Regions from separate parts of the Homo sapiens genome. Here region 1 is linked to region 2. Evidence: read pairs that join two places in POLR2A ChIA-PET (ENCODE). Cell type or tissue: MCF 10A. All regions are shown on one strand. Links, peaks and the distances in the headings refer to the core of each region. The heading gives the core; the rest is flanking DNA.

Region 1 (9,656 bases), core at 3,588-7,587, 80 kb after region 2:
ATTTATAAATTACCCAGCCTTGGGTATTCCTTTACAGCAACACAAAAGGACTTGAACAATTGCCAACACCATATTCCATTCCTTCAGCTGGTAGCCTGCCTCAGCTGGCTTATATTTGATCAATTAACTCATAATGAAGTATTAATGCCCAGACTAATGCCTAAATTTCCCACACCAAGAAACATTTTCTAAGAGTTACATACATGTTCCACCATTTTATCTAATAATCCCATTTCTTGAAATAAATATATTCCAAAGAAATCATCAAAAGATTGTGTAGTGGATTCTGTTGATGCCCCACTAGCCCCTCTCTGCTGAGAGTGTTAGCTGCAAACAGTGCTCAGCTGATCCCTTCTCTGGAGGAAGTTACGTGCACTTCCCAACTACCCACAATGGGCAGCCCATAGCTGATGACTGACTAAAGTTCTTCTGCCTCAAGGTAGGATCAACTTCGGTGCAATTCAAGTCCAGAGCTCCACATGTGGACAGGCCAAAGCCACCTCCAGCTGAGACCCCATCCTTCTGTAGCTCCTTCCCTGCCCCAGCCTGCTTCCCGTTCCCGTCCTCCTCTGCCCCTGCCTCAATAAATCACATGCACCTGAATCCTTCTCAGGCTCTACGTGTGGACAACCTTATCTAAGACACAGGGAAACATTAGACTCGTGAAAAAGGTTTATTACAGAGTAATAGAAATAGAGAAAAACTAAGCAGACATTGATAAAAGAGATTGCCTTGAAAGGGTGGAACTGGGGTAGGAGACTGTTGCTTTTCACCATAAGCTTCCTCTCCCCTCTGACTTTAATTCCTCACCAGGTGTTTGTATTACTATGATTAAAATATTTGAAATTTAAAAATAAAAAACACCCACGTCTCTTCCAAATGAAGTGATGCTCCTGCATTTAACGGCTTTAATTTTGGAAAGTAAATCCAGAAAATTCAATAAGTTCCATTGGGCCTACAACAAAATCTATATTCTGGGAGAATTTTATCTCTATATATGTATATTATTTTCTGCTGGAACTGAAAGTAACCAAATCCCAAATCACGATAGAGTGAAAAAAAAAATGGAGTCCCAACTATTTGTTACTAAACCACAGGACATTTCAATTATCTTAAACTACCCAGTGTTGATACCCAGGGTTGAATCTAAAACCCTAATGTGGTTTTAGATTAAATGAAGAGGAAGGAGAATTTGAGGAACAGGATAGACAGCTAAGCAGAAACTCTGAAAGGCATTGGCCCTAGCAGAACTGACCCAAAAGGACAGCAGCTCCTGCCTTTGTGTGGGGTAAGGCTCTTTGGGGAGGAGGGCCGGTCCTCACTGTGGTGGAGAGGGGACATGGAGGTAGGGAGCTGAGCTTGACCAGGTGACTGAGTTGGCCTCATTGAGGTGTGAGGCAGAAGTGCCAGCTGCAAGAAGCCTGGGGGAAGGATATGGCCCACAGGCATCCATGCAACAGCTGCTGGTGCCCCCTCTGTGCCAGGCACTGTGAGGGGGCTGGGGACACTGGAGAGCAATGAGGAGAAGTAGAGAGTAACAGTCAAGGACATTTGATTGCAGGCAGCAGAAACAGATTTTGTTTAACAGCAGCAAAACTGAGCTTATTGAAAGGATAATGAGCCACAAAAGTACAAGAAAGTTGTAGAACCAACTTGGAAACAGGCATGAAAGAAGGCAGTTCAAGGTGGAGGGGCTAAGAAGAAGGAACCACAGGAATGGTCTGAGGGCAGTTGTAGTCAGTGTTAACAGCATGAAAGGCCGGCAGCCATTTCTTCCATCTGGTATGTTCCAGAAGAAAGCATCGCAGTGGCTAAGCATAGGCTACACATCTGTCCTTGGCTGTGTGGGGATGATCAAAGGAGGAGTCAGCCTCCCACATTTGTGACTGGTGGGGCTCTATTGGAGTTACTGTCCTAAAAAGACCACATACCATGGTGGATTCCCCACAAGGAAATTGAGGTGCTGAGAATGTGAATGAAAAGACTTTCTGGGGGAGCTGAGATCTAAGGTGTGATGTGAAGGATCAGTGTGAGCTGACCCAGCAGAGGGGAGCAGGCAGCCGAGGAATGATTTGGGCAGAGCACACTGCCAGTGGCTGGATGCTGGAGAGCCTGGAGCAGTTTTGGAGATGGTAAAGACTGTATTTCCCCATTTTACATGGTTCCTTATTCTTATAGGAGTGATTCAGTTGATGGTGCAACCTCAGGTAATGATGCAACTTCAGCTAATGAGGCCTGGGATTGGGGGACATCAGCATCTCCTTGGGCTGGATGCATAGCATGAGTTGGGTATGGCAGGAGAAGGGCCTGAAGAGGTCAGCAAGGCCACTCATGAAGGGTGCTCAGCGTTAAGCAGCTCCAGGAGGAGAGAAATGGAAAGAATCCTTCCTGCAGTGGGTAGAAGATTGCAGAGCTAGAGGCAGGCTGAGAGTGAGAGGCTGTTGCTGTAATCTGTTATAGCAGAGACAAGAGCTGAAGGTGCAGGACACCAAGGGCAGTGAGCAGCAAGCAATGGCAGGCTTTGTCATAGCATAAAAGGGGTCCCCAAGGACAGTCTCTGCATGTACACAAAGTTGCAAAGCCTCTGGGTTTCCTGTTGACATTCTAGCCACAATTAGGACACCCAGGGTTAGGTCAGGTCACAGGTTCAGAATGGATCTTAAAGGTGGAAGGACTGGGTTTCAGACTCATGTCTGCCACTTTCCTGCTGGGTGGCCCTGGAGACAACACTTCATCTCTCTGGGTCATGGAGAATAGTTTCCCCATGTGGTTTGACTCCTCAGTATCTGCTCCCTCTTCATCTAGTAAGACCTTTGATTTTTGTTTGGGGATATGCCCTGTCTTCATTCTCCAGGAGTGGAGCTTATCCCATGGGCAACAATGATTGGTTCTGGGATGGCCACACACCCTAAGCCAGTCCAATAAGAATGAATCTTGGGAATTTCTGTGGACGCCCTGAGATTTTTACTCTTTCCTACTGAGCTCAACCCTGAAGTTAGTCATTCTGCAGCCATCTAGCCTTCAACATGGAGAGAGCCACAACATGGAGTTCAAGAATGGCAGAGCTGAGAGACCAAGAGAAAATGAGTCCTGGTGGTACTCTCAGCCCTGGAGCAATCTAGACCTGAAGCCAGAAAAATACTCCTGACTTTTCCAGTGCTTGTGACTTCCTGTACAAGTTGCTGAGATTATCCAATAAAACAATAGAAATAAACAAGCTCTACAGTGCCAAGCTCTCAAATCATTACCTTGACACCAAGGCCAGTTTGGCTGGTGATGTTTTTCAGATGAAGTAGGTCTTCTGAAGCAACTGCCCCTGTGGGCAGTGTGTTCATTTGTTAAGGACATACTCAGACATATGCATGTTGGCCTGCTGCAGTTGGCAGTGAGGACACAGGGGCAGGCCCTGCTCACTGAAGTGGGAGCTGCGTGGGAGGGTGCACAGGCAGGTGGTGCCTAGCTCAGCTCTGGGAAAACTGGCAAGTGTGATTTGCCATCTCTGTACCAGCACACCGTGCACTACAACCACTTCTCAAAGAAGTGTTCCTCCAAAGGAAGTGCAATGAAACTTGTGATGCAGCCAGGAAGGACATGGGAGGCCCCAGGAAAGGAGTCTGATCGCAGCAGAATCCAGTGATGGAGACAGCAAGACCTCTGAAGGGGTGGGTTGCCCCTCCACACCTGTGGGTGTTTCTCGCCAGGTGCAACGAGAGACTTGGAAAAGAAAGAGACACAGAGACAAAGTATAGAGAAAGAAAAGGGGGACCCAGGGGACCGGTGTTCAGCATACGGAGGATCCCGCCGACCTCTGAGTTCCCTTAGTATTTATTGATCATTATTGGGTGTTTCTCGGAGAGGGGGATGTGGCAGGATCATAGGATAATAGTGGAGAGAAGGTCAGCAGGTAAACACATGAACAAAGATCTCTGCATCATAAACAAGGTAAAGAATTAAGTGCTGTGCTTTGGATATGTATACACATAAACATCTCAATGTCTTAAAGAGCGGTATTGCTGCCCGCATGTCCCACCTCCACCCCTAAGGTGGTTTTCCCCTATCTCAGTAGATGGAATATACAATCGGGTTTTACACCGAGACATTCCATTGCCCAGGGACGAGCAGGAGACAGATGCCTTCCTCTTGTCTCAACTGCAACGAGGCGTTCCTTCCTCTTTTACTAATCCTCCTCAGCACAGACCCTTTACGGGTGTCGGGCTTGGTCAGGTCTTTCCCTTCCCACGAGGCCATATCTCAGGCTATCATATGGGGAGAAACCTTGGACAATACCTGGCTTTCCTATGCAGTGGTCCCTGCGGCCTTCCGCAGTGTTTTGTGTCCCTGGGTACTTGAGATTAGGGAGTGGTGATGACTCTTAACAAGCATGCTGCCTTCAAGCATTTGTTTAACAAAGTACACCTTGCACAGCCCTTAATCCATTTAACCCTGAATTGACACAGCACATGTTTCAGGAAGCACAGGATTGGGGGTAGGGTTATAGATTAACAGCATCTCAAGGCAGAAGACTTCTTCTTAGTACAGAACAAAATGGAGTCTCCTATGTCTACTTCTTTCTACACAGACACAGTAACAATCTGATCTCTCTTTCTTTTACCCACAACCTCCCCGTTTGGGGTCATAATAAAAGGTGTGGAACTTGGTGTGTGTTTAGGGTAATTCTACCAGCCCCTTCCCAAAGAAGCTCATGTTCTCCTCACAGGATCTCCATCATCATAGTGATCACAGCACTGACAATAGATGCTTCCCTTGCTGAAGTGGCGATAGAGGGTGTCACAGGGCTTTGGCCTGCACTATGCATTTCTCAGTGGCACATAGTGTGCAGGTGTTGGAGCCAGGGGGCTGGGTTTGAATACTGGCAGCTGCGTAAGCATGGAGAAGTGGCTTGACCTCCATGCTTTAGTGTCCTCTCTATAAAGTACAGTTAATAATAGAGTTGGCTTTATGAGTTGTTGTGAGAATTAAATGAATATATCTAGGGAGTTAGGACAGGGCCTGGCCTGTAGTAAGGGCTCTGAGTCTGTGGAGTAAGTATTATAAAGAAACCTGTCTTTAGCTGACTGGCAAGTCTAGACCTTGAATCAGGGCTTCTGACTCCGGGATCCACTTCTGACTCAGCCGGGAACAGAAGGGTGATGTTCAAAAGCCCCAGGGTGGTTCATGTGGGCACATCCACACCCTCAGAACATAGAAGCCTCCAGCAGAATCCCTGTCAGGTGCTCCCTCTGAGTCAGTGGCACACTGGGCACATTGTCATTAATTATACTCAGAGCAAGGATGTGTCAATGTTCCCATACCCCACTTCTGCAGCTGCAAACAGCTGGGGAAACTGAACAGAAACCCATGGCATTTTTATCAATGTTCATATGCTATTCCTGCCTTCTTAGCCTCCCAACTGCTGACTACTTTGGTATTTAAGGACAATAGGCAACTAGGGATTCAGTTGAACATCTGACCTGACGTTCATGGTGGCAAAACTTGAATCTTCTCCCCTTACCTGGTGTGAGTGAGGTGGTTCTTGGACATGTGACTCCTAGGAGCTGGAGATCCTGGGTCTGGTGAACACACAATGTTTACATAACAAGCTCCAGGACCTACCGGAGATGAAATGAGATTCTTCCTACTAGGTGGGATGCCCAGATTCGCTAGTTTATGATTTTGAGGGGACTCCTATCTCCCAAATTGAGCTGGGAGGACATCGGGACTGAGGTGAAACATTGGTCACCCGGAATATTCTCCACTCAGCTTTCCACAAAACAAAGGGGGACAATTCCTCTGTTGTGACCACAGACTCTTTGCTTGGCAGTTTCAATCATCTTCTAACTGATCGCTAGCCTTCTGTTATGCCCCTTCTGATCCATCCTCAAGTGGCCACAAGGAGAACTCTGTGAAATACAAATATGGATATGTCATTTCCTTGCATAAAATTCTCTCACAGTCCCCCTCCTGTGGTCTAGACCAGCACTGTTCCATAGGACTTCCTATGATGGTAGAAATGTCCTATATCTGCTCTGCCCAATAGCCATATTGGACAGCTGGGTGGCTGTATGGCTACTGGACAGAGCAGATATAGAACCCTTACTCACAAGTGGCTACTGAGCACTTGAAATGTGGGTGCTTGTCTGAAGAATGGGATTTTTAATTGTATTTCATTTTAGCCAATTTAAATTGTCACATATGGCTACCATATTGAACTGCACAGGTCTAGAGAATAAAATCCGAAGTCTCAGGCACAACCCAGTTCTCCCTATCTGAGCAGCCTAAATTTTTTGCCAGAATTCATTCAAGTTGGGAATTCCAGCCCTAACAAATGGCTTACAACTCCTTAAACATTGTGCCTACTTCACACCTCCATGCATTTGCATCTGCTGTTCTCTCTGCCTGGAATGTTCTCATACCTTGCCTAAACTCACAAGCTGCCTGTTTCAACAACCCACTTTCATTAAGTAATAAGTAACTCCAGTGTTACCTCTACTATCAAGGTTTACCAACCACCCCTGCCCATCTCCCCAAATCAGAATTAATCGCACCTTTGCGCATCCAGCACAGACATGCTTAGAGGCCCTTCCAGCACTTATAGCACCGATGTGTCTCCCATCTGCTCCCTCCAAGGGTAAAGGCAGGCTCCTGAAGAGACAGTCCTGTGTCTATTCCCCTTTGGGTTTCCACTGCCTAGGATTGATTTTAATCATATAAAGCAGTCATTGGATGATGGCTGAAGAAATAAAATTATCATAGCAGACATATGTCACAGTATGGGTTGTCTTGCATCCAACTTCCTGCCTTATTCTACCTCTGGGACACCCTGGGACATCTCTTTATGTGTGGCCTTGAGATTTAGGGGAAGTCAAAAAGAAGATCCTCCTCTCACTGCCCTAGTCAATTCTTCCAGGGACTGATGGAACCATGAGAGATGCAGTAATGCCAGGGCAAATATAGCATTTCTGGGCCTTAGCATTTCTGTTGCCCAGTTTGCCAGCAGCTCTAAGATTGGGTCTCCAGTCTCTTGTCAAGCATGCCCTGATGGGCTTCCAAAGATTCCCTGAGATAGTCAGCTACCTCCTGGTAGTTGGCTACCAAGTGACCTTCATCAGCAGTTATGCAGATAAAGATTCCAGGTCAACGGGGTCCTGCAAGAGAGGAGGGTATGTCATCCTGTAAGGAGATTTGATGGATGATGGGGTGAACTACTACAATGCACACAGCTGCAGTCGAAGCTAGAGCAAAAGACCCCCAGCATGCTAGGGAGGACACACCTGAAACTGGAGGGAGGTGAAACTGACGATGCCAGGGGCCTGGCCCATGCCAGCAGGGCAGAGCACCATCCACTCCAGCCAGGGTGGCTGGGTTAGCTGGGTGACTACATGCTGGGCCATAGTTTGGGCTGAGGGAAAGAAGGTAGGTTACCTTGGAGGTTCCAAATAATGCTGAAAGATTGTTTTGATAGGAATTGGGAGACCGGGGGTCATGGTGGGGATCTGGGGTCCTATTGGCAAGTATTTTTGGTTGGATTTCTAGTGTCTTAAATAAACATACCTTCAAATACATTGTAAACTGAGAGCTTCGTTCATCTGTTCAACAAAGTTTGTGAAAAGCCTCTTTGTACGAGGGACCATGCATGCCAGCACTCTTTCCCACCTCCAGCCTTTGCCCAAATTGTGTCGTCTTCCTGGGTTGCTCTTTTTGCCTTGTCTTAGCAGCTCCTACCCATTAGTCACACTCAGCTTAAATGTCATTTCCCCACAGAAACCTTCCTTGACACCCAGATTAGATCAGCTGGACCAGATTAAGTCTCCTGGTAGCTCACTTTATAGCACTTACCATAGCTGTAGTTGTATAGTTATTCGTGGGGTCATTTGAAGAAAGCCTCTCCTCCTTGCTAGATGGCAGGCTCCACAAAGGCAGGGATGGTGCCTGTCCTGTTAACAGATACATCCTCAGCACCTCATAGCACAGTGCCTAACACTCAAACATTTGTTGAGTGATGAACAAAGGAGAAATGGTACAGAGGAAAGGAAGGAGGGAAGGGAGGGAGGGAGGGAGGGAGGAAGGAAGGAAAGAAGAAGGAAGGAAGGAAGGAAGGAAGGAGAGAGAGAGAAAAGAAGGGAAGATTTCAGAGAAGGAAGGAAGGTGAGAGAGAGAGAAAAGAAGGGAAGATTGCTGCATTCCCTCTTGGCCCTCTGTGTGCCCACAGTATGTTACTGTGTGTTACTTGTCCCCACTTATGCTCCTTACTCTTAAAAGAGGAAATAACAAGTGGCCTCTATAGGCCAAGCACTCGAAGCCCTGGGACCCTGCACCCCTGCCAAGCAGGGTACCACTGCTGTGTCTTAGCCATCCTCCTCAACTTCACACCAGGTCCTCTGTAGGGTCCTGGACAAAGACAACTCAAAATAAACTCCCCACTTTCCCAAACTACTGATACAAGGGTGGTAGGTATCCAGTGTTTTATTCTGAAGCTCAAACATCAGATAATATAAAGACAATATTTCCTTATTAGTATTTTGCACATTACACCTGGGGAGAATGAAGACTTATAAAAACTGAGCACTATGTCCACCCAATGTATACCCTGAAGAGGATCCTAGACAACACAAAGGACATAGTAGAAAAATTGGCAAAATCTGAAGAGACTTTGTAGTTTCACTAACAGTATTGTACCAATGTTAATTTCTGAGTTTTGACAAATGTTCCATAGCTATGTATGATATTGACATTTGGGGGAAATAGGTGAAGGGTATATGGGAACTCTGCATCATGTTTGCAACTTTTGTGTAAATCTAAAATTATTCCAAAATAAAAAGTTAATTTAAGAAAAAAGGCTGGGCACAGTGGCTCACACCTGTAATCCCAGCACTTTGGGAGGCCAAGGCAGGTGGATCATGAGGTCAGGAGCTCGAGACCAGCCTGGCCAAGATGGTGAAACCCCATCTCTACTAAAAATACAAAAATTAGCCAGGTGCTGTGGCAGGCGCCCGTAATCCCAGCTACTCGGGAGGCTGAGGCAGGAGAATCGCTTGAACCCAGGAGGCGGAGTTTGCAGTGAGGCAAGATCGCACCACTGTACTCTAGCCTGGGCAACAGAGTAAGACTGTATCTAAAAAAAAAAAAAAAAAGAAAAAAGAAAAAAAGGAAGAGTTCACTTCATCTCTTCTTTAAAGCACTGCAAGATATAAATTTCTGGGTGAAGAAATGATGGGTGATTTTTACTGCCTTTATTATATTTTCTCTACTTTTTACAATAACATATATTGCTTTTCAAATTAGGAAAGTATTTTTATTAAAATAATTAAATAGCTTGGTTTAGAAAATGTTCAAGTGTGTGTGATAAGTTGTGTTTTTAATTGAAAAGACAATGGCACCATTAAGAACAAATTGTAAAAGATATAATAACCCATAATATTACTACCACAACAGAACTGGATTCTCAATTTTGCATGTAACTGTTCACATGCAAACATAATTCTAAGCTGCACTCGTTGCTGGCTGCCATTCTAACGCTGGTGCCTGCTTGTATTTCCTTCAGATGCAATTAAAACAGACTGTACAGTGATATACAAATGATAAGTGCTCGAAATGTGCAGCCGTTCATACAGAACAAGTATGCAGAGGTTCTGAAAATGGAGCGCTCAGCCCTCTCG
Region 2 (9,656 bases), core at 2,356-6,355:
TCTCATTATAATTTTCTTTTGCATAAACATTGAAAAGATAACATTTTGTATGTATTGGGTTAAGTAGAATATATTAAAATTAATCTCACCTCTTCCTTTTAATGTTTTAAACATAGCTAGTGGAATATCTAGCATTACTTCTATGGCCCATGTTATGTTTCCAGTGGATAATGTGGATAGGGGTTTAGCAGGAATCAGCTAGAGAGAAAACAGCCCTTTGGTTTGAGAGAGCAAGTTAATTGCTGGGTGTGGTGGTGTACCCCTCTAATCTCAGCTACTCAGGAGGTGGAGGCAGGAAGAATGCTTGAGGCCAGGAGTTTGAGACCAGCCTGGGCAACATAATGAGACCCCATCTCTAAAATATAAACACATAACATTTTTAAAAAGAAGAAACAGAACAAGTTATTGGACTCATAGTTGTGGGAGACTGCGAGGCAAGTGGGAGCTCAGTTGCTTCGTATAAGACAGTAGAAGAAAGAGGCAGCAGCCGAACTGCAGGAGGACAGGCAGTGTGGCGTGGGGCTGGGTCTCCACGGAGAAAGGAAATGGAGGAAGGATGGGAGGGGAGGGCCCAGCAATGGCAGTAGCAGGAGCCCAGGGAAACAGATGGCCAAGAAAGAACTCCCTGGGGCAGGGCCAACAATGAATTTTGCCAGCAGTGAGGACTGTTGATAGATGTTAACTGTGTTCCTTCTCTGTGCCTTAATACCCTCTGCTGTCCATATGCCCCAAGGGCAGAGTGTTTCACATGTGCTATGGGTTGGAGGCACTGCATGGGGTGGGGAGAGCTCTGTCCATGCTCAGGCAAAGCCTGTGAGCCTGTGGTGTGCAAAGGAATGGCCCAAGAGCCAGAGGCAAGGAGGAGCAGGGAGGCGGTCAGGCGACTGCGAGGAGACTGTGACACCCTAACATTTCTTGGAAGTACCCAGAAGAGCACTGGCCTGCTGACAGGGATGTACAAGGGGGCCGGAGATCTATGTTTGGCTTTTGAAGGAAAGGATTACTCCAGCAGGCTGGTGGACACTGGGACCTAGGCCATGTGATGGCCGGATGGTGTAATACCCTCTGCAGTGGTGCGCAGCAGCTGTCCTGGGAGAAGTGCACTGGCAATGCTGGGCAGAAGGTGATCAAGTGGAACAGGAGCAATGTTAAAATCTAACTCATGAGTAATATGGAAAGATCTCCAGGATACACTGTCAGGTAATCAAAGGCAGTGTCCCTGGAGGGTGTGCTATGCATTCTCCACGGGACCCCTGAGCTGTCCATACCTGCCTCCATAATGCTCTGTGTCCGGAGGCTGACTTGTAAAGACTGCATCCACAGGCCTCCTTGCCAGGCCTCCTTGCCTTATGACTTCTGGTAGGGATTGGCCAATGGGGGCCCTGCGGAAGGCCCAGAGAGTGGAAAGGGAGCGAGGTGGGGGTATTTACTCCTTGGCACCCCCCCCCCTCTGACTCCCCTGCATTTGCCAGCCCTGTTCCTCATTGCCTCCTGCACACCTAGTCCACACACCCTTGTGAACAGTTAAACCTTCCTCAGTTATCCGGCTGGAGCATGCCGTTTGCTTCCTATTCAGATTCTGACAGATACACAGGGAATACCATATGCTAACTTTTGTGTGCTTAACGGTGGTGGCAGCATGAAAATACATATTTGAATCTGCATAAAGAAATACTAGAAGAATGCATAAGAAGCTAATAAAAGTAGCTTCCCATAGGGGTATGGCAGAGGGACTGGGTGAACCAGGGTAGAGGTGGGCAAGATTTCCCATCATATCTAATTTATATTATTTTGATTTTTGAACCATGTGAGTGACTACTTATCAAACGAACTTAAATTGGAAATAATCTGTTCTACCCCTAAGTCTGATGATTTGGAGGTAACCAGTTTGATGCTGTCCAGACCTTTTACCAAGGAAGCTCCCAATTTTCTTTTTCTTTCTTTCTTTCTTTCTTTCTTTCTTTCTTTCTTTCTTTCTTTCTTTCTTTCTTTCTTTCTTTCTTTCTTCTTTCTCGCTCTCTCTCTTTTTTTTTCACTCTGTCGCCCAGGCTGGAGTGCAGTGGTGCGATCTTAGCTCACTGCAGCCTCTGCCCTCCAAGTTCAAGTGATTCTCCTGCCTTAGCCTCCCGAGTAGCTGGGATTACAGGTGCCTGCCACCGCACCTGGCTAATTTTTTGTATTTTTAGTAGAGACGGGGTTTCACCATCTTGGACAGGCTAGTCTTGAAATCCTAACCTCGTGATCCACCCACCTCGGCCTCCCAAAGTGCTGGGATTACAGCTGTAACCACCACGCCCGGCCGGAAGCTCTCAATTTTAACTCAAAAAATCCACAGCACCGAGGGAAGCAGCTCCTCCAAGCTGGCTGCATGAAGCAGGGCCACAGCCGACTGTCCCATCTGCTTCCCTGCTCCTGCCCTCCTAGAGCTCTGGCCTCAGCCATGGCATCCTAGAGATGGTGTTGCGGGGTTTGTCAACTGACCAGAAGAGAGAGCAAAATTAAATTACATATGAAGGTTGACTGTGGAAAACAAGAGGAGCCAATGTTGAGTAGCAGCATCTCAGTGAGACAGATGATGGCATTGCTTATGGTAACCCTCATCTTGAGAGGGGCTGTTCAGTCTGTGAGGTGCACCACTGGAAGCTTCCAAAAGGCCCAGCAAGACCCATTTCTGTGGCTGACTTGCCATGTGAAACACCCCAGGCATGTGGCCTGCACCTGGAGATGCCACACCCATGCCACCACCACCGTCACCCCGTACACCTTTTGTAAGTGTGCCCCCTGGGGCCTGGCACCAGAGACACACAGATCATGAGCGCAGAACCATACCTGGAGAGGCGCCTCCTGCAACATGAATATTCAACCTCACAGAGAATTTTGACCTTTGCTATTTCTCATTGGCTTTGTGGAATAATCAGAGGAGCCAGCGTGAGAACAAGGCTGGCATTCACAAAGCTTAGCTCTCATTTCCTCATTAATCCTCCGAGTCAGCATTACGAGGCAGGGAGAGGTCAAACACGATTATTGCCTTCATCCAGAACGGTAGGGTAATGGCCTGCCCTGTGTCATGCATGAGTCACAAGCAGAGTGGGGTCTAACCGTGATCTTTGGACCTTGGCTCCTGATTGCAATGGGAAGGTAGAGGTCACAGATGCACAGATTGGCAGAACAGTTACCTGAGCAGTGTGACTTCAAGTTCAAGGCAAAGATCTTCCTCTATGGTTCTGTCTACTGTTGCCCAAGTGGCTACCATTGGTCCTCCTTTGGTGTTAAGCATAGTTTACAGCCAGTATTTCCTAAATGGCCAGAATAGTTCATGGCCAATATTTCCCAAGTGTCTTGGACCAGGGGCTTGCTTTTGGCACTCCTGGTCCAAAATATTTGGGAAATACAGGCCGAGCGGACAGCTGGAGCTGCCTGAAGCATCGCTCCTGGGCCTTGGTAAAAACATCACCTCAATCTGTTCAAATGTTCCCCAAGCTCAGTTCATCAGTCTGGCTGAGTCCTGGGCAGACACGTAGGAAAAGTCCATTTTACTTCGGTAGGAGGGAGTCGCAGATGGCTCTGTGGAGAGATGGGGCCCACCCATCTCAGAGGCAGAAATGAGAGCAGGATGAATCCATGTCTGGGGCAGAAGCCGTGGAGGGAGACAAATGGCATGCAGGTCCTCCAAAAGCCAGCCAGGGGCCCCCTAGGCCGCACCCTGCCTCCAACTCACACTTAGCTTTTGGTGAAAGGCTTTTCCCTGTCTCTTCCAATTATTGCTCTTTTACCTTGTGCTAGGCTCTGGGATAAATCATTTTCATGTATTCTCACAATTTCCAGTGAAAATCTGACACTCAGAGAGGTGAACTGCTCATGCTTGCATAGCTGGGAAATGGTTGAGGTGGAATTTGAACTCCTGTCTGGCTGGAGTCTAAATGTTCCTGCTTCTCAGAACATTCCTATACATTTATTCACGGACCTAAACAAGTTGTGGGGAGGGAGAGGAAGAGGAATGAAGGGGACCAGCTCCGAGGCAGAGAGGAAATGGTGAGGTGGAGACACAGGAAATCCTGACTGTGTATGTATATGCTGTCAGCACGTAAACTGAGCTATTTTAAGGTCAAGGCCAGGGTGCAGCCCAACAGAATTGCGAAAGCAAAATGTGTTTGCTTCTGCAGTTGGCTTTTTAAATACATTTTTCTTTATTAATTGGAGCACTGGTGAACATCTGGGTCATCCTAAATTAGGCCTTTGACATTTGAAAAAATAATCTCAGGTAACAGAGTAAATGGTTCAGGCTCTGTGGCCAGAAGTCTCCTGGTCTCTGACATCCAATCTGTTTCTGCTCACCTGGTCCCTCTTTTTAATAAACTTGCTGGAAAGAGCTCCAGAGAAAAGGGGACCGTCCTGAGAAACTGTGGCCGAGCAAATGCAGCAAAAGACAGGTCCAGCAGAAGTTGGTGGCCACAAATCCAGCAGCCCCTGCAGACAAAGTCCTTAGATAGTTGGGCTCATGTGACTCTTCTGCATACCCCATGGGCAGCATCTGCAAGGGGGTCGTGGGAGTTCTATAGCCCTGTGTGCCCTTTAGGGCGTAGGATCCCCCAACCCTCCACCAAAGCTTCCCATGCAAGTCGAGCTCAAATGCCCACCAATTACAGCCACTGTCACTCCCAGCTCTGGCATGCTAGGTGACCTTGAATAAGTTACTTAACTTCTCCATCCCTCTGTTTTCTTATCTGTAAGATGAGTGTGATAATAACATAAGTGACCTTATGGGGTTGTGATGGGATAAAATGAGACAATACAGGCAAGGCGCTTGAACAGTTCGGGGCACACTGAGCACCATGCAAGCATGTGCGATTCTTCCTTGTTCTGGCTGTGGAGAACATGGGGGAGGGAGGATTGATTGCACACCTTCTGTGTGTCAGAGGGTTTCCACAGATGACCTCTAATGCTTCCTATAATCCCTTAAGAAAGGGGTCATCACCAAAGTTTACAGTTAGGGCACCAAGTCTCGGAGGGGATCAGTAACTTTGCCTAAGGTCACAGGGTTTGGAGACACGTGTCAGGGTTTGTACTCACATAACCCTGACTTCAAAATCTATTATCTGAGTCATTCCACACCTCCTCCCTAAACCACACCTGGCCCGAATTACGTGTAACACCTGCTCAGATGGTTTGGTGATTAAACCGCAGCCTTGGGGGCAGGATCTGGGAAGCTGGACCATGCTCACTCATGACTCCCCGGGATGGGTCTTTTCTATCATTCACAGTTCCCGTTGGTGGCCCAGTGTGGAGTGACCAGAGATGTCACGTTAAGGGAACTGAAAAGTGAGAACAAAGCTAGAAGAGGAGATGGGATCTTGAGGGCAGGAAGGGACACATTCCAGCAGAAACATTCCTGTGTTTTTGGCCTGGCTTTTCACCTGTCCCCCAGGAAAGCTGGCCCCAGGCAGAGTGACACGTGTGAGGAGACTCCTAGGAAAGTCACTCCCTGTGACCGAGGCACCTCCCTGGGCTGGTCCTTGCACCTGTCATCTCATGCACTCTCTACGGGAACTAATGATGATGATTATGCATTTTATAGAGAGGTCACTGAAGCGCATTAAAGTGAAACAAGTTGCTCCAAGCCACACGGCGGAGGAAGATTCAACCTTGAGTCTGGGGTTCAAAGTCTCTGCATTTTCTATGACAGATCCCTTCGCGATAGCAATGGCGCTGCTCGTATAATAGATAATATGTGATAGGGCACTGGCCAAGGCTGGGCTTCTATCAGGGACAAACCCAGGGACAATAACCTATGGGTTATATTCTTTTTATTTTCATTTATTTATTTTTTAATTTTAATTTTTTTTTTTTTTTTTGAGAAGGAGTCTCGCCTTGTCACCCAGCCTGGAGTGCAGTGTCACAATCTCTGCTCACTGCAACCTCTGCCTTCCAGGTTCAAGCAATTCTCCTGTCTCAGCCTCCCAAGTGGCTGGGACTACAGGCGCACATCACCACACCCAGCTAACTTTTGTATTTTTAGTAGAGATGGGGTTTCACCATATTGGTCAGGCTGGTCTCGAACTCCTTACCTCAGGCGATCCACCTGCCTCTGCCTCCCACACTGCTAGGATTACAGGCTTGAGCCACTGTGCCTGGACATATTGTCTTTTTAGACTCTTGTCCCTGAGAGGGACAAGAGGAAACCAAGGGGGCTGGGCTTCTAGGAGGAAAGAGGACATGAAAGCACAGGAGACAGAGAGACAGATAAGTTAAGGAAGAGGAGAAAGGCAAGGAGAAAGAAGAAAATTGGGGAAACAAAGGGAATATATAGACTGTGGGAATGAGTGAGAGACAGCTAGAGCCTAACACAGCCTGCTTGCAAAGCGACAATCTGGGCCTCTGTACTTGATACCTGCCCTGTTCCTGCACCCAATGCTCCAGGAGCTTCATGGTCATCCCCGGAGAGAAGGTCATCTCCTGTCCTGGGAAGGCACTGGGCTGGCTCCGGGGGCTCACTGGAACATTAACAGCCACAGACAGGCACACACACTTGACCTAAGATTCCCAGCATATTACTTCAGTCACTGGCAACTGGAGTGCAAAACCTGCTTGCAATCCCTGAAATTGTGCGAGAGAAGGAAATGCGGCAGCTCATGAGATGCATATTAGGAAAAACATGGAAGAATTTCTCAGAGTCCAAGGTTACCCTTTTTTTTTTTTTGAGACAGAGTCTCACTCTGTCACCCAGGCTGGAGGGCAGTGGTGTGATCTCGGCTCACTGCAAGCTCTGCCTCCTGGGTTCAAGCAATTCTACTGCCTCAGCCTCTGGAGTAGCTGGGATTACAGGCGTGTGCCACCACGCCTGGCTAATTTTTGTATTTTTAGTAGAGACAGGGTTTCATATATTGGCCAGGCTGGTCTCAAACTCCTGACCTCAGGTGATCCACCTTCCTCATCCTCCCAAAGTGCTGGGATTATAGGCATAAGTCACCCCGCCTGATCGTCATTTCCCTTTTAAAGATACTGGCCAGGGAGGTCCTTTGACATCATCATCTTCATTATGGAGATCAAGGAGCCAGAAGATGAAGGAGCCAGAAGGTCACTGGGCTGGGCCTCTGGTCTCATTGAGGGTTTGAGAATGAGGGGAGAGGAGTAGCCATAGGCATGTCCTTTATGTTCTTGCCACTCATGTCTAGGCCCTGGTTTTCCTTACTTGTCAAATGGGAATAATAATGCCTTGCTTCCCTTTTTTACAGGGGGTTGTGAAAAAAATAAGTCAATGAATGTGGAACATTCGTTAACAAAGGCATTCATTAACAAAGGCATTATCATTGTCAACATGCTGACAAGTTAAACATATCCATCTTAAGGCTAAGTCAGATTCCAAAAGCAGAACTTTCTTTATTTGCAGTTTCAAAGAGCAGAAACAGCAAGACCTTTCTCCCTCTATCCTAAAGTGTTTCCAGAATGTTCTAACGAGCATGAGCCAATGATAAGCATCAGTTGTTTTTGTCTGTTCAACAGATGTTCTCCTTGTTTTCTATAACAGCAGTTCATCTGACATTAGAAAATGCTTTCAACATAGGTAGAAATGTTAACCCAGTCCCACTCCAACCCATAAGGCCAAGCAGATCCTTTCTTCCCAGGAATTTCAATCTTGGTGGAGCCACACAAGGATAAAAATCAATTGACCCTGACACATGCCTTTCTCTGGGGCTACTTGTGTGTCCTTTCATGCATTTCTCTTTTGCTCGAGTCAGCTGAGATCTGATTAATTTCTGTTGCTTGCAGTCAGAAATCCCAACCTGAGGGTCCTACTTTGTCCTTCCCTTAAGGACTCAGAGATAGGGAAGCTCAGGAGAGAAACAGGAACTGTGGAAAAATTTCCCAGATGATGGGGAGACGGGGTCAGGGAGACGGAGCAGCCCAGTGCAGAAGTAGATCAGATTAGATCAGAACCCAGGAGAGAACCTGTAAACACTGGCTGATGTGGTAGGGACATAATACACTCAAACAGGCCATAGGGATTGGGGTCTTCCTCCTAGCCCCTAGCTTGAGCCCTCCTCTCTGTGACACCAAGCTAGGCCCTATCATGCCTAGCTTTGATAGGGCTCCTGTATTTCCCTCTGGCTCACATTTCTATATTTGATCTTGATTAGGGCAATGAAAGGCTCTGGGATTGGCTTGTCCAACTCCCTCATTGTCTTCAGATAGAGAAAGTGAGGACCAAAGACAATAGGAGTCTTTTGGTCCTTTGTAAGCTTGCTTTTTGTTTCTATCTGAGCTTATCCCACAAACAGCTTAAGAACCCCCGAAGAGCTCCTTCTAGGGAGGGCCAGGCACTGGCAGGACCTCACCACCACCACTTAGACCCAGATGGAGACCAGGAATGGTTTCTACGGTGGCCTAGCTTAAGAGTGAAGTCACAGAGGGGCCTGCAGGATTGGCAAGGTCACCAGTCATTCCCACTAGCTGTACTTTTGGCAGATCAGCTTTTTGTTGGGCATGGGTCAGGCCTTCTCAAAGTGCTCCTCAAGATGAGGCTCAGAGAGGCAACATAAATCATGAAAGGGCCAGCCGTGGGCTCTTCACACAATCCCCTACCATCTTGCTAAAAGTTGAAGGGCAGCACAGCCATACCTCATACATGGTAGCTTATTTTTGGCTGATGAAAGGCCCCAGATACTCAGGCTCCTTAGCAGAGATGTGGGACTTAGGGAGGAAGAACTGTTCATTGGCAATGATGAGCGGCAAGTGATCCCTTTATGGCCCGGAAAGGTCCTTTGGACACTCACGCAGAGCACCAAGGAGATGGAACTCAGCCACCCAACTTGCCCAATTCTGGACTCCTCTCACCTGCCTCAGCCAGGACCAGGGATGGAACAGGGAAGCGGGGAGCAAAGGCCTTCAACCCAGAATGCTCTAGGAGGGGACACTGTGCAACCCAGGCATGATGAGTCCTCTCTGTGAAATAGGGAAAGTCAGAGAACCAGACCTACAGTCAGGCACTGTCAAAAGTTTATGATCCTAATTTCCCAGGGAGCCACAGCCCCTCTCAATTTTGGGGCCTTGCAGGTTCCGCTGCTCCCAGTGGACCAATCCTCTCTCTCCTGGGTGCCTGGGCCACATCCTAGTGGGAGCTGATGTGATTGGCTCAGCTCCAATGACCTTCACATCTCATGGGTCAGGTACCAACAATGGACGAGCTTCCTTGGGTCACCCTTCACCCAGCCAGTGTCATCCCTGAGGAAGGTCAGGACAGGCTGGCAGGTGTCATAGCTGACAAGTCTGGTCACACCCCAGGAGCTGGCCAAGACTCACGTTTGGCACTCACAGTCATAGTCCAAGCAAATTGGGGAGCAGGTGACCTCACTCATGTGGCACAGGGCTTGGTGACCCCTGCCAGGCCCCCCAGTATTTCCCCACTCGATCACCTTTGGCCATGTTAAGAGGACATTGTTAGTCCTGATATTTTTCTTGCTTGTCCTTTGTTAGGGGTAATAAAAATGCCCTAAGAAACTTCACATTAACAAAGTTGTATTCTAAGTCTTAAACAAACAAACAAAAAGGATAAACAGGTTTGTGGGCTAGAGAGCTTCAGATTTATAATAGCAATGCCATTCGTTTGCAGTAGGAATGTCAGTGATAAAGATCTTTTAAATAGCTGTGTGTTGTTTGTT

The links. Peaks named below come from ENCODE experiments on the same cell type or tissue, not always from the same donor. Only the 100,000 strongest peaks of a DNase experiment are listed, where the experiment ranks them.
Region 1: POLR2A ChIA-PET joins it to region 2 with 5 read pairs; 3 of 35 experiments call an interaction of 5 or more read pairs at or near these places.

Annotation. Positions count from the first base shown.
Region 1 is chr3:43,254,650-43,264,305 of GRCh38, forward strand. LOC105377052 (a long non-coding RNA gene) reads right to left here and starts at 7,926. Exons shown (of 3, transcript XR_940778.1): 1 at 7,837-7,926; 2 at 6,546-6,687; 3 at 5,708-5,900. In MCF 10A, for the core only: no CTCF peak of the experiment used is centred there; a DNase peak (open chromatin) is centred at 5,182.
Region 2 is chr3:43,176,188-43,185,843 of GRCh38, forward strand. No RefSeq gene overlaps it. Among named protein-coding and RNA genes, the nearest start is that of POMGNT2, 75 kb to the left of the region's middle. RefSeq lists enhancers at 2,870-3,164, 2,930-3,224, 3,931-3,990, 5,623-5,672. In MCF 10A, for the core only: no CTCF peak of the experiment used is centred there; DNase peaks (open chromatin) are centred at 3,034, 4,044 and 5,134.